3 separate regions of the Homo sapiens genome follow, and regions 1 and 2 are each linked to region 3. The links are chromatin loops, found by intact Hi-C in ENCODE. Cell type or tissue: OCI-LY7. All regions are shown on one strand.

Region 1 (5,000 bases), 67 kb after region 3:
TTTAAGAATCAGAAAATGTGTTGATAAGGTTAAAATAACAAGATATTCTCTTAGTTAATTGCTTTTAGTCATGGTTGTAGCTTAAGCCTTTTTCTGATTTTGAAATGCAGTTTCTCTTGGATGATGAGGCCATAAGTCAGAGATCTGCTTCAATAAAAGAATAAAATTATCCATAATAACCTCTGGATCATGAAGGATAGAAACATAATTACATTTCCTTTAAAAATAGCTTGCTGGAGGCACAAATAAACAGCAGCCATAATAATGTCGTATATTAATATAACCATCCAGAAAAGAACCAGAAAGACAAAACCTATTATTATAATTTACCATCTATTAAACATATTAGCTATAAAATTAAAGGCTGATCTTAAAAAACATTAAAGGTTGTTTTTTTTAAAAGAGCCAAAGTAAGCAAAAAAAAGAGATTTGTTTAATAAGGTTGCTTTTCTCAAGAAATTAATGCAGTTATGTAACAATTCAAATGCATTTGCAAACTATACCAAACTTCAATGTTCTCTAACTATTCAGAGTACACAAGCAATCAGCATCACATATATTTGATTTAATCATTGAAAATACAGCTATTTATTTTAAATCATAAAATGAAAAAAGTTGGATAATCATATACTGAAAAGATAGAATTCTGTGATAATTGCTCATTAAAAATAGAAATTAGGCCAGGCATGGTGGCTCACACCTATAATCCCATCACTTGGGGAGGCCAAGACAGGTAGATCACCTGAGGTCAGGAGTTTGAGACCAGCCTGGCCAACATGGTGACACCCCGTCTGTACTAAAAAAAATACAAAAAATTAACCAGCGTGGTGGTGGACATCTGTAATCCCAGCTACTTGGGTGGCTGAGGCAGGATAATTGCTTGAACCCAGGAGGTGGAAATTGCAGAGAGCCGAGATAGCATCACTGCACTCCAGCCTGGGTGACAGAGTGAGACTCTGTCAAAAAACAAAAAAAAAAAAGAAAGAAAGAAGAAAGAAAAGAAAGAAAGAAAGAAAAATAAAGCAACTCTTTACCCAAAAAAACAAAAATAAACAGTATCCTAAAAGGCATAACATTACAATATTTCCAGTTAAAATCAGGAACTAGGCAGAAACATGTTCCACGGCTGTTAAAAGCCTTGAGGATTTTAGTACATATGATTAAGGTAAAATCTAATTTCATAAGCATTGAAAAAGAAAAGAGCCAATTATCTCCTATTGCTGTGATACTATTTTGTACCTGGCAAAACAAGTGATTCTAGCTAAAGAGAAACTGAGAGAATTAAAAAAAGAATTTGCAGGTATACCAGATAAGTGTTTTTGAATAGGTTTTCTCTATTTTGGCAATTAAGTAAGAGTGGAAACGTGAAAAAGTAAGCATTAACATGATCTGAAAAGCAATACATTTTGTACAATATCCATATATGAGGATCACTATAAAATCTTATTTAAAGACCTAAAAGCAAAGCAAGTGTGTGATTCAAGCCCACCTCTCCGCACTTCACCTCGTCCCTCCGCCTTATTTCCCCATCTTGGTAAATGACACCTCCATCTACCAATTTATTGAGTCAGAAGCCCAGGAGCCGTACCTGGCGCCTCGCTTTCCCCATCCCCATATCCAAGCCCTCAGCATGTCCTGTGGACTTTGCCGCTAAGGACCTGCTGAATAGAACGATCGCCCATCACCTCCAATGCCAAGCCTCCACTCAAGCGGATCTGGTCTCTGTCCTGGACCCCGGGATTCCTTCCTGACTGGGACCCGCTGACACTCTTGCTCTTCTGCATTGCGCTTTCCACCCAGCACCCAGGGAACTCCACACCTCACATCTGATTCTATCACTCCCCAGTGGAGAGCCCGATTGCTGCTGCCTGCAGTTACAGCACAATTCCAGTGCCTCGCCTCAGCCTACACGACCTGGGCTCTGCTCCCTCCCAGCAGCGTCCCCGTCCACCCTCCCCACTTTCCGTGTGTGGCAGTAGGCCCATCTTCCTGTCCCTTGGTTAGACCAAGCTCACGTGGCTGCCAGAGCTTCCCATCAACGCAGCAGCTAGTTCAGCACCAACTCTCCAGTCGCTTTCTATCCGTTACTCGGCTTTGTTTTTGTTTGTTTGTTTGTTTGTTTTTAATTATTATACTTTAAGTTCTAGGGTACATGTGCACAACGTGCAGGTTTGTTACATATGTATACATGTGCCATGTTGGTGTGCTGCACCCATTAACTCGCCATTTACATTAGGTATATCTCCTAATGCTATCCCTCCCCCCCCCCCACCCCACGACAGGCCCCGGTGTGTGATGTTCCCCTTCCTGTGTCCATGTGTTCTCATTGTTCAATTCCCACCTATGAGTGAGAACATGCGGTGTTTGGTTTTCTGTCCTTGCAATAGTTTGCTGAGAATGATGGTTTCCAGCTTCATCCATGTCCCTACAAAGGACATGAACTCATCATTTTTTATGGCTGCATAGTATTCCATGGTGTATATGTGCCACATTTTCTTAATCCAGTCTATCATTGATGGACATTCGGGTTGGTTCCAAGTCTTTGCTATTGTGAATAGTGCTGCAATAAACATACGTGTGCATGTGTCTTTATAGCAGCATGATTTATAGTCCTTTGAGTATATACCCAGTAATGGGATAGCTGGGTCAAATGGTATTTCTAGTTCTAGATCCCTGAGGAATCGCCACAATGACTTCCACAATGGTTGAACCAGTTTACAGTCCCACCAACAGTGTAAAAGTGTTCCTATTTCTCCACATCCTCTCCAGCACCTGTTGTTTCCTGACTTTTTAATGATCGCCATTCTAACAGGTGTGAGATGGTATCTCATTGCGGTTTTGATTTGCATTTCTCTGATGGCTTTGTTTTTCTCATGAGGATGCACAACTCTCTGAGCTTCTATCTGTTCACAGGTGAAACACCCTCATGCACACTGGAGCATCAGCACGGTGAGGGCAGGGCGTCCACGTGTCTTTGTGCCCTGCTTGACCCCGTGCTGGGACCTTCTACGAGAGCCACGGTGACACGTACAGCAGATTTCCGGGACACGGCAGTTGTGAAAATAAAAGAACGAAAGAATGAACAAAAGGAAAGTGAACACTTCCCCATTTTATAGATTGGAGAGTTGAGGTTTGGCGAGTGATGTGAATTATCCATGATTACGTAGCTGAGGTTTGGCCAAGTGCAGACTCCAGATGGTTCTGTCTAGTTCTGCCTCCCAGGGCTTTCCCCTGTGCAGGCTGCCTCGACCCTGCCTGACTGCCGCCTGTGTCTGAATCTCTCAGAGCCGTCTGTCTTAAACAGGAAGAGACGGCCTTTATATACTGTTTTCAAGGCAACCCACTCCCATTTAATGTTAGTCTAGATGGTTGCAGGTGTATTTTGTTATGCTGGCTTCTGGTTTACTCTGCATAGTCGGGGAGCATGAGAGGGGTGATATGGTTAGCAAATGCCTTTGAATTGTTACATAACTACATTGATTCCTTGAAAAAAGCCATCTTATTAAAACAAAACAAGGAATATTATGCCTTGTTGAAGCTGACCTATCAAAATGTAAAAGAAATAAAGTAATGAATGGTGTCTTGGAAAAAACAGTGTTTTGTTATTGTGTCAGTTATACCTAAAGACAAAGAATGTCTTGAAAGCATATTTTTAAATCAAGAAATGTTAAACACTGAAAACTATTACAAAATCTTCTACAAAAGTAGCAATATAGTATTCATCAATAACTAGGATACTTTTAAGTTTCTCCTTGATATTTTCTCACCCCTTTCCATCAACAAACATTGTGCTTAGGACCAGTGGCCTTTCCTCTCCTGCCAGGCTTTCAAAGTACGGAAAAGCAAACAGAACAGAACACTCGAATTTCAGCTCATAGGCTGGAAGCAAATAGACTGTGGTCAGACAAGGGCTGACAGGTTCGGAGTGATTTTCCTCATTTGTGATAGCAACTAAGAGATCTGGGAAGTATTGTCTGTGGTAGGCATAAGCAGGATGAAAATGGCATGGTAGCTATGTAGACACAGCACTGAGGTGGAGGAGAAGGATGAAGAACAGAAGAGGGGATGGGGAGAAAAAAGTGAAGAAAAAGAGAAAGGAAGGAAGGATGATACAGGAAGGGAAAGGAAGAAAAGAGGAAGGAAGTTGCTGAGCAAAAGCTTGGATTTAAAAACTAGTAAAATTTTATTAGCATCATGCAAGGACTTAGTAATGTAATATCATTGAAACAAGGTCAAACATGGTTAAATAATAAAACTAGGGGAGATTGTAGAGTTAAGGAAATTGAGAAATTAAATAATAGCCCTTTACAGAACAATACATTAGAGACAGCAATCAACATATGAGAGTGAAAGCATGGGAAAGGAGATTAAAGAAATGGAAGCTAGACAACAATGATCCAAATAAATAATATTTCTCAAAGAAGAAACTATTATAGCACCAAACCTTCTTTTTATAAGAATTTTGTACCAAGGATAATTCTCTGAAATAACAGAAAGTGCTCCAGGAAAAGTGGGTACAGAATAATTGACACCAAAATACTTTCTTTCAAAATTACTTGACATCAAGCATGAAGAAAGAATTTTCAGACATTCAGACAAGAAAAAAGAAAGGCATCTACAAGTGGTGAAAAATTTAGGCTAACCATAAATCTCTAGAGAATTCAGGGACTATAGCACGAATTATTTTTGAGAAAAAATGCCAACAACTTCTGACGATGAAATCCGGTGAAATATGTTATTCATCCAAGCAAAAATGCCAGGAATGGAGAAGCAGTGGTGAGAGAATGGGTGTGAGGATTGATTCTTTCTTTAATTTGAAACTAAAACTAAATTATTGTGGGAATTTCTGTTACAGAATTTAAGGTGTTATAATCCTGGCAAAATAAACATAACAATGTAACCAAAGCATTAGGAGGTAGGGGAAGAAAAAAGAAGAAGTATAAAATTGTTAATGTTGTTTATCTTTCATATGATTGAGTTTATCAATAATATCTAAATTT
Region 2 (5,000 bases), 81 kb before region 3:
AAGGTTCTCCCTTCCATTATGGAGCCTGGAAGGTTTTATGCAAAACCAGTGACTGTGCTCCCCGAGAAAGTCCACTGAGTAGCGTGCTGGACAGAACCTGACCAGGACTCCATGCTTTCAAGCTCTGGTTCTACCGTCTGTTACTTAGGCAAATGTTTTCACCTGACTGTAGGGTTGATTAAGGCTTTTGGCTTGCCCCAAAAACCCCTGTATTTCTGGATGGGAATCAGTTGGAAGTATTTTGCTAGGGTCCTGTCTTTGCCATTCCATCTAGCTCTAGTAATCTTGATGGCTCTTATCTCTTATGCTCTGGATGAAAACTGGTAATACTTCTTTCTCCATTTGTTTTGTGTAAGCATGGTGGTCGGTAAGATGATTTCTGGTGAAGCAGCAAAACCACAGGCTCTTGTTTCTAAATCTGGTTAACTGAATGCCTTCTGTGTTCACCTGTCATCACAAAAGGATGCGCAGGAGCACTCATTATTTTAATCGGAGTCGTTCCTAATTCTAAAGTTAATCATGGCGATTCTCAGATCAGGGAGAAAATTAATTAAGATGCAATGCTATTTTCTTCTCTCCCAGGGTGACATCTCCCAGGTTTCTCATTAAATCGCCCATTTAGTGTTTGGTTTCAGTGCTTTGGAGCCAGGCAGACCAGATGCAAACCCCAGCTGCATGTGCCATTTGCTCCCTGAGGGGCAGAGATGATGGCCTTGCTGCCAGTGGCATCTCCAGCCCTGGAACTGTGCTGGGTGCACACGAGGAGCCAAATGCATGTTTTCTGAGGGGAGTAAGTGGAAGAATGAATGAAGTCAGCCCTTCCATCTCTTCTTCCTTAGCTGTCAAATAGGATGACAAAATACCTATTTGCCAGTGGTTGTTGTGAGGATTAAATCATAGATGTAATGCATTTAGCACAGTGAATGGGCACATGAGAAGAATTCTATAAATGGCGGTTGTTCATCTTCCTACAGGAAGGGCAGATCTCTGAGTCATAGAAATTGCTTCTTATTTCCCACTTTCCTTTATTTCCTTATGTGGTGAAGTATAAGTTCCACTGGTATTCAACAAGTAAAACTCTTGTTCAGGGTAATGTGCTACTAACTTTTAAGTCTGCATATTTTAAAATGAGAGAAAATCTAGTTTTTTCATTAACTTTCTACTCATCTCTTTCTGGGCCCGCTCAGCAAATCCCCGGTTTCAGAGGACTGCCCTGTAAGGAACTATAGACAGGGTTTCCATCCGTATTTCCATTTTCTGAATAAGTAACAAGGGGAACTAGACTCTCAGGGCCTCCTCTGCCTGCTTCGTCCTTATGGAGCTGATGTGGGGAGAACACTCCTCACTGTCCAGTCTAGTGATGACCACAGTTCTGTAGCCACGTGGATCTGTGTACTCGAGGTCAGTTAGTTCCAGAAAATCATCCAGTCTAACATTTGCTCAGATTCCCTAATTTCTACTCTGTGAAAGACAAGGAATAGTACAGCTCTTCAGTTTCCTGGGGGAGTGCTTCATTACTTTTCCTCTTTTTCTTTCTACTTAGTCTAATGACTCAGATTCCAGATGGTTCTGCCTAAGTTTAGAATTATCATGATCTACTTTGTAGAGAGAAAAGAAAACATTTCTTGTACAGTACAACTTATGTAATTTTTTTTCAGGGAAGTGAGAAAAATATAACACGCAGTGTAGAAGAACTTTTGGCTCTAACATTAGATATCAATGTTTCGTATTCTGTCATTGGGGTGTATTGTAATTTACTTATTTACTGTCTAATTCCTTCTGTAGCTAGTGAAGTTTACATTTTCTTTTTTCTTTTTTTTTGAGATGGAGTCTTGCTCTATCGCCCAGACTGGAGTGCAGTAGAGCCATCTCGGCTCACTGCAAGCTCCGCCTCCCGGGTTCACGCCATTCTCCTGCCTCAGCCTCCCGAGTAGCTGGGACTACAGGTGCCTGCCACGGCACCTGGCTAATTTTTTGTATTTTTAGTAGAGACGGGGTTTCACTGTGTTAGCCAGGATGGTCTCGATCTGTGAAGTTTACATTTTCAAAGAATGTTTTAATGATATGGAAAAATATTCTCCAAACAATGATGTGCAAGTACAAGGTACAAACCAGGAAAGTGTAATTCTAATTTTTTTTTTTTAAAGGTCAATATACTTTCTTTTTTTTTTTTTTTTTTGGAAAAGAAATATTCCTAATAATTCATTTAATCATCTGGAGAGTGGGTTGAAGTTTTGTAAAATTTAATTTCTTCATTATAGACTGTATTATTTTAATAAAAGCTTTTCTTTGGTGTCACCCATTGTGTGCAGCACTGAGCTGGGGCCCTGGAGCTCTCACTATTGTCCATCTGGCCGCACCACTGTCAGCACTGCTTTCAATGAACTGTAACAGAATACTGATGACTCAGCATTTCTGCTGCTGACAGGAAGTCCTTGAGCGAGTCTCTTTGTAGTTCCTCCAAGAAAGGATGCTCAGGCACTCCTTGGGTGAACAGCTGCAGGCCATGGAGAGGACAACCGGGTTGCAGTAGTAAGTTTGCACTGGGCTATCCCAGAGCTAGAACAAGGGAACAGGTCAGCCCCTAGAGTCCCAGAGGTCACAGACTTGGGCAGGTCCAGGCGTTAAATGCAGCTGTGCCTTTGGAGCTGGACATCCAGGTACCTGGCTGCCTGCTGGGAACAGGTGAGTATGTATCAGCCATTGTGAAGCCTCAAAAGGCTGCAGCCTGACGTAGCTGCAGATCAGGCTGTACCCAAATTGCATTGTTACTGATGAAATAATTTTTTAAAAAACCAATGGTATCTATTTGAGCATTTTCCTCATGGACACCATTCAACAGAATGCTGTTCTCGGGGAACAAATGACTCATGCAAATGACTATTTTCTAGGTTTTTCTCATGGTCAAGCAGCCATGATCTTTTTATAGCTTTATTTTATTTTAACTCAGTCCCAATGGTTAATTTAAATCCTTTCTTTCTTTCATCAATGATACAAAGAGCTCACTTTACTACAGTCTCATCTTGACAGAGTCAAATGCAGAGGCTGTAAGGCTGCCCACCTGAGGAGGAGGAACTGGAACTTAGGAAAACAGCTCAGATGCTTCATGCAAATGAGGAAGCTCAATTGGCTTCTATTGAAAATACCTCACGCATCATTTTCTCTTGTCTCTACTTGCCAAAATATTTATAAAATATCTTTGCCCTGCCATACCTAACTAAGCCTCTTGGAATTTATTTTTTCAGTGAGATTCTCTGATGCAATAACCAAGCACTGGCTTTTAGAAAGTGTTCTCTCCCCCTCCCTCCCTCCCTGCCTGTCTCTCTCCCTCCCTCCCTGCCTGTCTCTCTCCCTCCCTCCCTGCCTATCTCTCTCCCCCTCCCTCTCTCCCTGCCTCTCTCCCTCCCTCCCTGCCTATCTCTCTCCTTCCCTCTCTCCCTCCCTCCCTGCCTATCTCTCTCTCTCCCTCCCTGCCTATCTCTCTCCCTCCCTGCCTATCTCTCTCCCTCCCTATCTCTCTCCCTCCCTCCCTGCCTCTCTCCCTCCCTCCCTGCCTGTCTCTCTCCCTCCCTCCCTGCCTGTCTCTCTCCCTCCCTCCCTATCTCTCTCCCTCCCTCCCCGCCTGTCTCTCTCTCTTCCTCCCTGCCTATCTCTTTCCCTCCCTCCCTGCCTGTCTCTCTCTTTCTCTCTCTCTCTCTCTCTCTCTCTCTCTCTCTCTATATATATATATATATATATATATATATATATATATATATATGTCTGTTTCTCTGTCTCACTCTAGATATACAATCAAATCAGTGTGCAGATGGAGGACAAAGAGTATCACAAAATTATTATTGTAACTTGTGGATAATAAATTTCAAAATCTGATGTCTGTGCTCCAATATCTGACCTCCTTTTTTGCAAAATATGCACATGTGAAACCTGATTTACTACTGAGGAAGTTAACCCTTTCCTTTTGAAAGTAATGCATCAGTAGAAGATGGAAAGTTCAGTGGAGATGGGTGATCTTCTCAATTATGTGCATGAGAATAAGTAAACTCCCAGGCATTCCGTCACTCTCCAAAGTCAGAACAATCAAGAGGACACATCAGGCTTTAGAAAAACTCATTCCCTTGGAAGATAATCTCAATAGCATGTGTGAATAGGAAGAGCATCAAAGTGTGACCGAGAGAGTGTCAGAGAAGAGTCACCTATTACAAGCATGATCATAGTACTTAGGAAAAAGTAAGTTCCAGGCTTATGTGGATATTCATATAGATATTTTCCAGGGTTTTAGAGGTTCATGATTTCTCAGGGAGACCAAAGTGCCTATGTGACTGTGAGGGGTTATTAGTCCTCTGGGTTCTGGCTTTACTCAGAAATAGCCTGGACCACATGGGTCAGTCCTGCCCCACAGACATTAGGCCCCCTCCTGGGGCCCCTGCAGAGTGGGTCAGTTCTGCAGATGTGGGAAGGGATGAGTGTTGGGTTTGGGAACCAAAGGCTGTGTGTTGAGCTTACAGTAGACAATTTGGAGCTGCTTCTTGCTTAGAGATGACCCAATATCCAAAAGTAGCTATTGCGGGCAAGTGGTGTTCCCCAAAAAGGTATGTTGAAGTCCTTCCTCACCCCCAGTACCTGTGAGAGCGATCTTATTTGGAAACAGGATCTTTACAGATGTAATCCAGTTAATTGAGGTCATACTGGAGAAAAGTGAGCCCTAAATCCAATGACTGGTATTCTTACATGGAGAGAGAGATTTGGAGACAGATCCATAGAAAGAACATTGCGAGACAATGCAGGCAGAGATGGGTGATGCTGCCATAAGCCAAGGACTGCCAGCAACCACCAGAAGTGGGAAGAAGTGAGGAAGGATTCGCTGCTGGAGCCTTCACAGGCAACCCGGCCCTGCTGACACCTTGATCTCAGACTTCTACACCCCCACGTAGAGTGTGAGACAATAGATTTCTGTTGTTTCAAGCCACCCAATTGGTTGCACTTTGTTGCAGCGCTCT
Region 3 (5,000 bases):
TTATTAACTATGGAGATGCGCTGTACAGAATTGAACTTAAAATGGTCATCTGTGTATAGCATGTCATCTTAAAAGGTTACTAAAATAGGAAAGAACTTGCACAGGTATAAAGTGTGTGCCATTCCTCCCGTGGGCTAAGGGTCTTGTCTCACTTGGTGCCACTATCAATGCAACAGGCACAGCAGTCGGGTGTGCCCTGGATATTTCTACACCTCATTCTTCTAAAAGCTCCCCCAAGAAAAATTAATAGGAAATCAGGTGCTTGCTGCAGGTCTTTGCACTGTGTCAATTCTAAGAAATCCTTTGGCAGTGTAAAGCTTTGAAGGAAATTAAATTGGAGAGAGATTTTCTCTACCTTTCATTCAGCTCATATAGAATCCCTTACTTAGCTGATATTTTTGCTCATAGAATTGGACTCAGAACTAAGTCTGTTCATTTAGCTTTCCTTTGAATGTTAAACATAATGAAGTACAAGGCCGTCACCTCACCATTTTATCCCCTACAACCCGCATAGGCGTACACTTATCACCAAACGTTTGCACATGTTTGGCTCCACTGAGATTCTTAGTCTCTATCTTTATATTTTGACTATTTTGACATTTAGAACAAAAGTTTGGAAAACTATTCTCCTACTGCTTTAGCATTCTCTTATCTTAGGGCTTATGAACATTGCTACATCTCTGAAACAGGCGGTTCCTGCCCATATCTATCAGTGAAAATTATACTTAAAATTCTGAAGAGACTCATGTCATCCAGATTTTGGAGGAAAAAGGTAGCAAATAAAAATATACTTCTTAGAAGTAGATCTCAGTTACTACTTATTTTAAATTTCACAGTAGATTCCATCTTTTGTAGATAGGGGTTTTGTTCAAAGTTTTTGACCAAACATTTTTATTAAATATTTTCAATAGTATTATAAGTGATCTGACATTTTTGGTAACAAAACAACCAAAGAACTGACTTGAGTAAAGCTGAAATGTTGCTGAACCAGAATCTAATCCTTACTCCGTCATTTTCTTACCAGGGATTTTGATTTGACTGACCAGTTTCAATCCACAGTAACAGCTTTGTTCCTAAGAGACTATAAATCAAGGAAATACTCACTACCAGGCAATTCCTCCTGCAATTCGGGGTCTGTGCTGTTATTATGAAGCAACTGACAGCAAACATTTGCTGCAAGTATGAGCGCAGATTTGGATGAGGTGTGCGGTGTTTTTGGTTTCACTCTTTATCTCTGAAACCTATCTGCTTGTGAGAAAAATTGTGCAAGAAAAGAAGTTTTACTGCCACATACCTCAGCTGTCCTAGAACTCAATGCAGAGGCTTCGCTTCCTTTCTTTCCTTGGATTCTGAGCCGGGGGAGCACAATGGGGGTCTTGTGCTCTGGGCCAGCAAGGCATGCAGATACTCGGAAAGGAGGTGTGAACGGCTTCCAATACCTACACTGTTTGCTTTACAACTACCCCAACTAAATCAAACAGGACACCAAGACACTCAGTCCAGGGTAAGCAAGTACAAAATCCACTGGCTATTATGACCCACATAGAGAACAGAATTCTTCAATTTAAGTGTGTACATAGCTGTGTTAAGAGTTAAATAAATCATTTACGAGGCTTAAAAAGAAATGCTTCTCATGTAGTTCTTTTTCATGTAGTTCTCTGAATACAAGTCAAAGTGCAGGTCACGAAAGAATCCATTGTTCACAAGCGAGAAATGTTGTTGGCTGTGAGGACGGTTCAGAACAAGCCATCGTAGTCTGCTCAAACAGTAAATATTGGTTTTAAAACCCCAAAGCATATCGGTCATGTTTTTTATCTTCCAATTGCTAGAACCAAAATTCACTGAAACAACTCTATGTCTCTGATACTATTTTCTAGAAATGTGTGTGTATGCGTGTGTGTATGTGTCTGTGTATGTTTGTTTGGTAAATCCAAATCACACAATCAACGTAAATCTTTCAGGCTAAGTTTTGCCCCAGTTATTTTTATGCTGTGCTTTCAAAAAGGTCAAAAAAGCTTACCTCTGTCAGTGTACTGGGACGCTCAGGAAGCCCCTTCTCCGCCTCGGCCTCAGCGTGCAGACATATGCCCTGGGAGCCCACAATCTGTTAACAGGAAGCAGGTAAACCCGAGAGCGTCCGCCTGCGTTCCAGTCCAGTGCCCGTCCCAGCACACACCTGCTTTTTCAGACCTGCCGCTCATATGCCACAGCCACGCACAGGACCAGCGTTAGCAGAGTGCAACACCCTCCGTTTGGATCCCTCGTTTTCAGGGTAAGCAGCTAGGGAGCTGCTGAGATAATATTGCAGGGAAAGCTTGCCTTCCCAAGACAAAAACCTTTGCTGCTGCCTGATAGCAGATATGCAGCATTATCACTCTGCATTCCACATTCTCCAATCAGCTAATTGGAACGGCAGTCAACAGCCTGTCCAAAAGGCAGCTTGCAGGCCTGCGTGGCTGTGATCATTGTATACTAACATGCCCATTGCTTCTCTCTTCCCTGAAGAGATGTATAAAAGAGGCTTCTTCCAGGGCGAAGCTCAGCAGAATATGCCACACTGTTTTCCATAAGTAAAATGGCTGGTCCTCTCAGCTCTGCTGCAGACAGCTCATTGGGTTCCACTGGCTTTTCGTAGCCATAGCAACAACCAACAGACAGACTTAGCAAGCATGGCTGATCATGTGCAGCACACTCACACAGCTTGTTAATTTCTTTTCATCAAACTCATCATTTTTTTGAGGAGGGTAGCTTCTGTTATCTTTCTACACATTTCACCGATAGTGCAAGTGCTCCGATTTTTCTGCTCTCCTGAAGAACTCTTTTTTATATGAGCCGGGGCTATGTATGAAATCGAGGAAGTGAAGCCCTATTAGTGGCTATCCAGGTTAATAACATGCAAATCACTTAAGAGACCCTAACTGGAAGCATTGTCAAAACAAGCCCCACCTTCCAGTCATAGAATGAGTGCAGAGAGCTGCAAACGGGAGAGTTACACTTTTTGTTTTTAAATGATAATCTTAGAGCCACTTAATTGAAACAAAACCCTGTGAATTGCTATATAGGGTCAGAATAATAACTAAATCAGGTAGACTATTTTAATAAGATCTTTAAATATCCATTTACTTATGGCTCAACTTATCTGATTACTTTAAGATGCTTTTTATGCAATTTAAAATAGAATTTTTAAAAAATCCTATTGCTTCTACGGCAGAAAATGATTCTTTAACTCAATCTTATTTGTAAATTAAAAATTCTTTTTAAAAAATCCGCACCTAATTAAAAATTCTTTGACTTTAAACATTACCTTCAAGGCAAGAATAGTTTTACTTCCTCAGTAAAATGGATCACATTCCACCCGTCCATAACATTTCACCTCCTCTGGGAATCTACCATGATTAATGCCATGAACAACGTAAATCTTCTGCAGAACCCCCAGGCTTTTCTTCTTTTTCAGGACTCTATCACCAGTCATATTCTATCTGATATATTTCCAAGGCACTGTCCCATTTATTTTTGTTTCTAGCAATCTGTTTCAAATAGTTATGTTAACACTTTGGACTTGTAAATATAGATGTTCTATTTGCTAAGTAGTCATTGATTTAGGATTCCGTCAGTATTGCGTTTCCCTACCCATGTTAACACTCCTGCCTTCAGTATTAATTCCCAAATTTTGACTGCATAGGAATCCTGTGGATGTAGATTTGGGGATGCCCGCTCCCCTTCCTCCCCAACCGGATTCACATTAGGTAGGTCTGAGCCACCCAGGGTCAGCGTATCCATGGAGGACAAGTGGGTGGCGCTTTCCTGCTTGGGAGAGTCCTCACCGCTTCAGATCGCCTCCAGCCAGCCTACCTTTTCTCACTGAAGTTCCCTTCCCTGAAGTTATTTTGCATTTGCTGTTGCTGAGCGTGCCCCTGCCTTCGCCCTCAGCCTCCCATTCTACTATTCACTGCCCACGTTTCAGAATCCTGCATTACACACCATTTCCTTGCCCTGCAGATGCTGCTACTATTAAAAACCTTCTCAATCTGACTGCTCCTCGCCCCAGCACCTTTAACCTCCATCCCAATCTGCCTCCTCTTTTATCTTCCAACACCTGGCCCAAATGGACCACCTCACTCATGACTCTCCCAGGTGGGGTCTGAGCGACCTCTTCTGCGACTCCCCTGTACCGGGGTCCACCTCTGCTATTACAGGCCTTGTCACGCCCTGGGACTTCTTAGCAGTTCTCCTTTTATGTCTGACTCCCAGACTGTTCTATCAACTCTCTGGAAGCCAATCTGGTCCATGTCTTCTTTGCCCTCCATGCTTGGAATATTCTAATTTCTCAATGCCTCTAAATGAGGACCTACGACACTGTATGAATAGGGACTGATGACTGGCTGGTGTGAAATCTGTGTTTTAATTTACTTTTCAACATCACACATTTGTTGACTCATCACTTCAGAAGAACTTCAGTGATTTTGACAAAATGCTGGCATGTTACAAAAGGATATCAAGAAAACTCTAGGTGCACTTGATGTTTTAGGGTGGCTTTTCTTTTCATTGTATCTCTGAAAATGTCTTTATACCCTCACACTTGATTGATTGGTTGGCAAGGCATAAGAATCTCTGGCCGTGGCTCACACCTTTATTCCCAGCACTTTGGGAGGCTGAGGCAGGTGGATCACTTGAGCCCAGGATTTGAGACCAGTCTAGGCAACAGACTGCATCTCTACAAAAAAAAAAAAAATCAAACAAACAAACAATTAGCCAGGCATGGTGGTGCACGCCTGTGGTCCCAGCTACTCGGGAGGCTGAGGAAGGAGGAATGTTTGAGCCTGGGAGGTCGAGGCTGCAGTGAGCTGTGATCACATGACTGCATTCCAGCTTGGCAACAGAGGGAGACTCTGTCTCTGTTTTTAGTAGCAAAACAAACAAACAAACAAACAAACAAATATCTGAAGTCATTTTCCTTTGGAATTTCAAAGGCCTTCATCCTTCTTCTTGTATCTCCTCCT

What was found. Peaks named below come from ENCODE experiments on the same cell type or tissue, not always from the same donor. Only the 100,000 strongest peaks of a DNase experiment are listed, where the experiment ranks them.
Region 1: a loop joins it to region 3, with 3 times the contacts of the local background. A loop is called at or near these places in 2 of 110 quality-filtered maps.
Region 2: it touches region 3 in a loop (6-fold over the local background); 4 of 110 quality-filtered maps call a loop at or near these places.

What each region holds. Positions count from the first base shown.
Region 1 is chr4:185,876,907-185,881,906 of GRCh38, forward strand. It overlaps a transcript of SORBS2 not described here. Among named protein-coding and RNA genes, the nearest start is that of SORBS2, 67 kb to the left of the region's middle. In OCI-LY7, no CTCF peak of the experiment used is centred here; a DNase peak (open chromatin) is centred at 3,075; H3K4me3 peaks cover 1,221 bases; H3K27ac peaks cover 1,394 bases.
Region 2 is chr4:185,728,150-185,733,149 of GRCh38, forward strand. All of the region lies in intron 3 of SORBS2 (sorbin and SH3 domain containing 2), which reads right to left. Among named protein-coding and RNA genes, the nearest start is that of SORBS2, 82 kb to the right of the region's middle. RefSeq lists a silencer at 1,232-1,429. In OCI-LY7, no CTCF peak of the experiment used is centred here; DNase peaks (open chromatin) are centred at 2,432 and 3,082; H3K4me3 peaks cover 1,028 bases; H3K27ac peaks cover 1,154 bases.
Region 3 is chr4:185,809,644-185,814,643 of GRCh38, forward strand. It overlaps SORBS2 (sorbin and SH3 domain containing 2), which reads right to left and starts at 2,551. Exons shown (of 27, transcript NM_001395207.1): 1 at 2,021-2,551. In OCI-LY7, no CTCF peak of the experiment used is centred here; DNase peaks (open chromatin) are centred at 1,198, 1,438, 2,118 and 2,638; H3K4me3 peaks cover 3,491 bases; H3K27ac peaks cover 3,503 bases.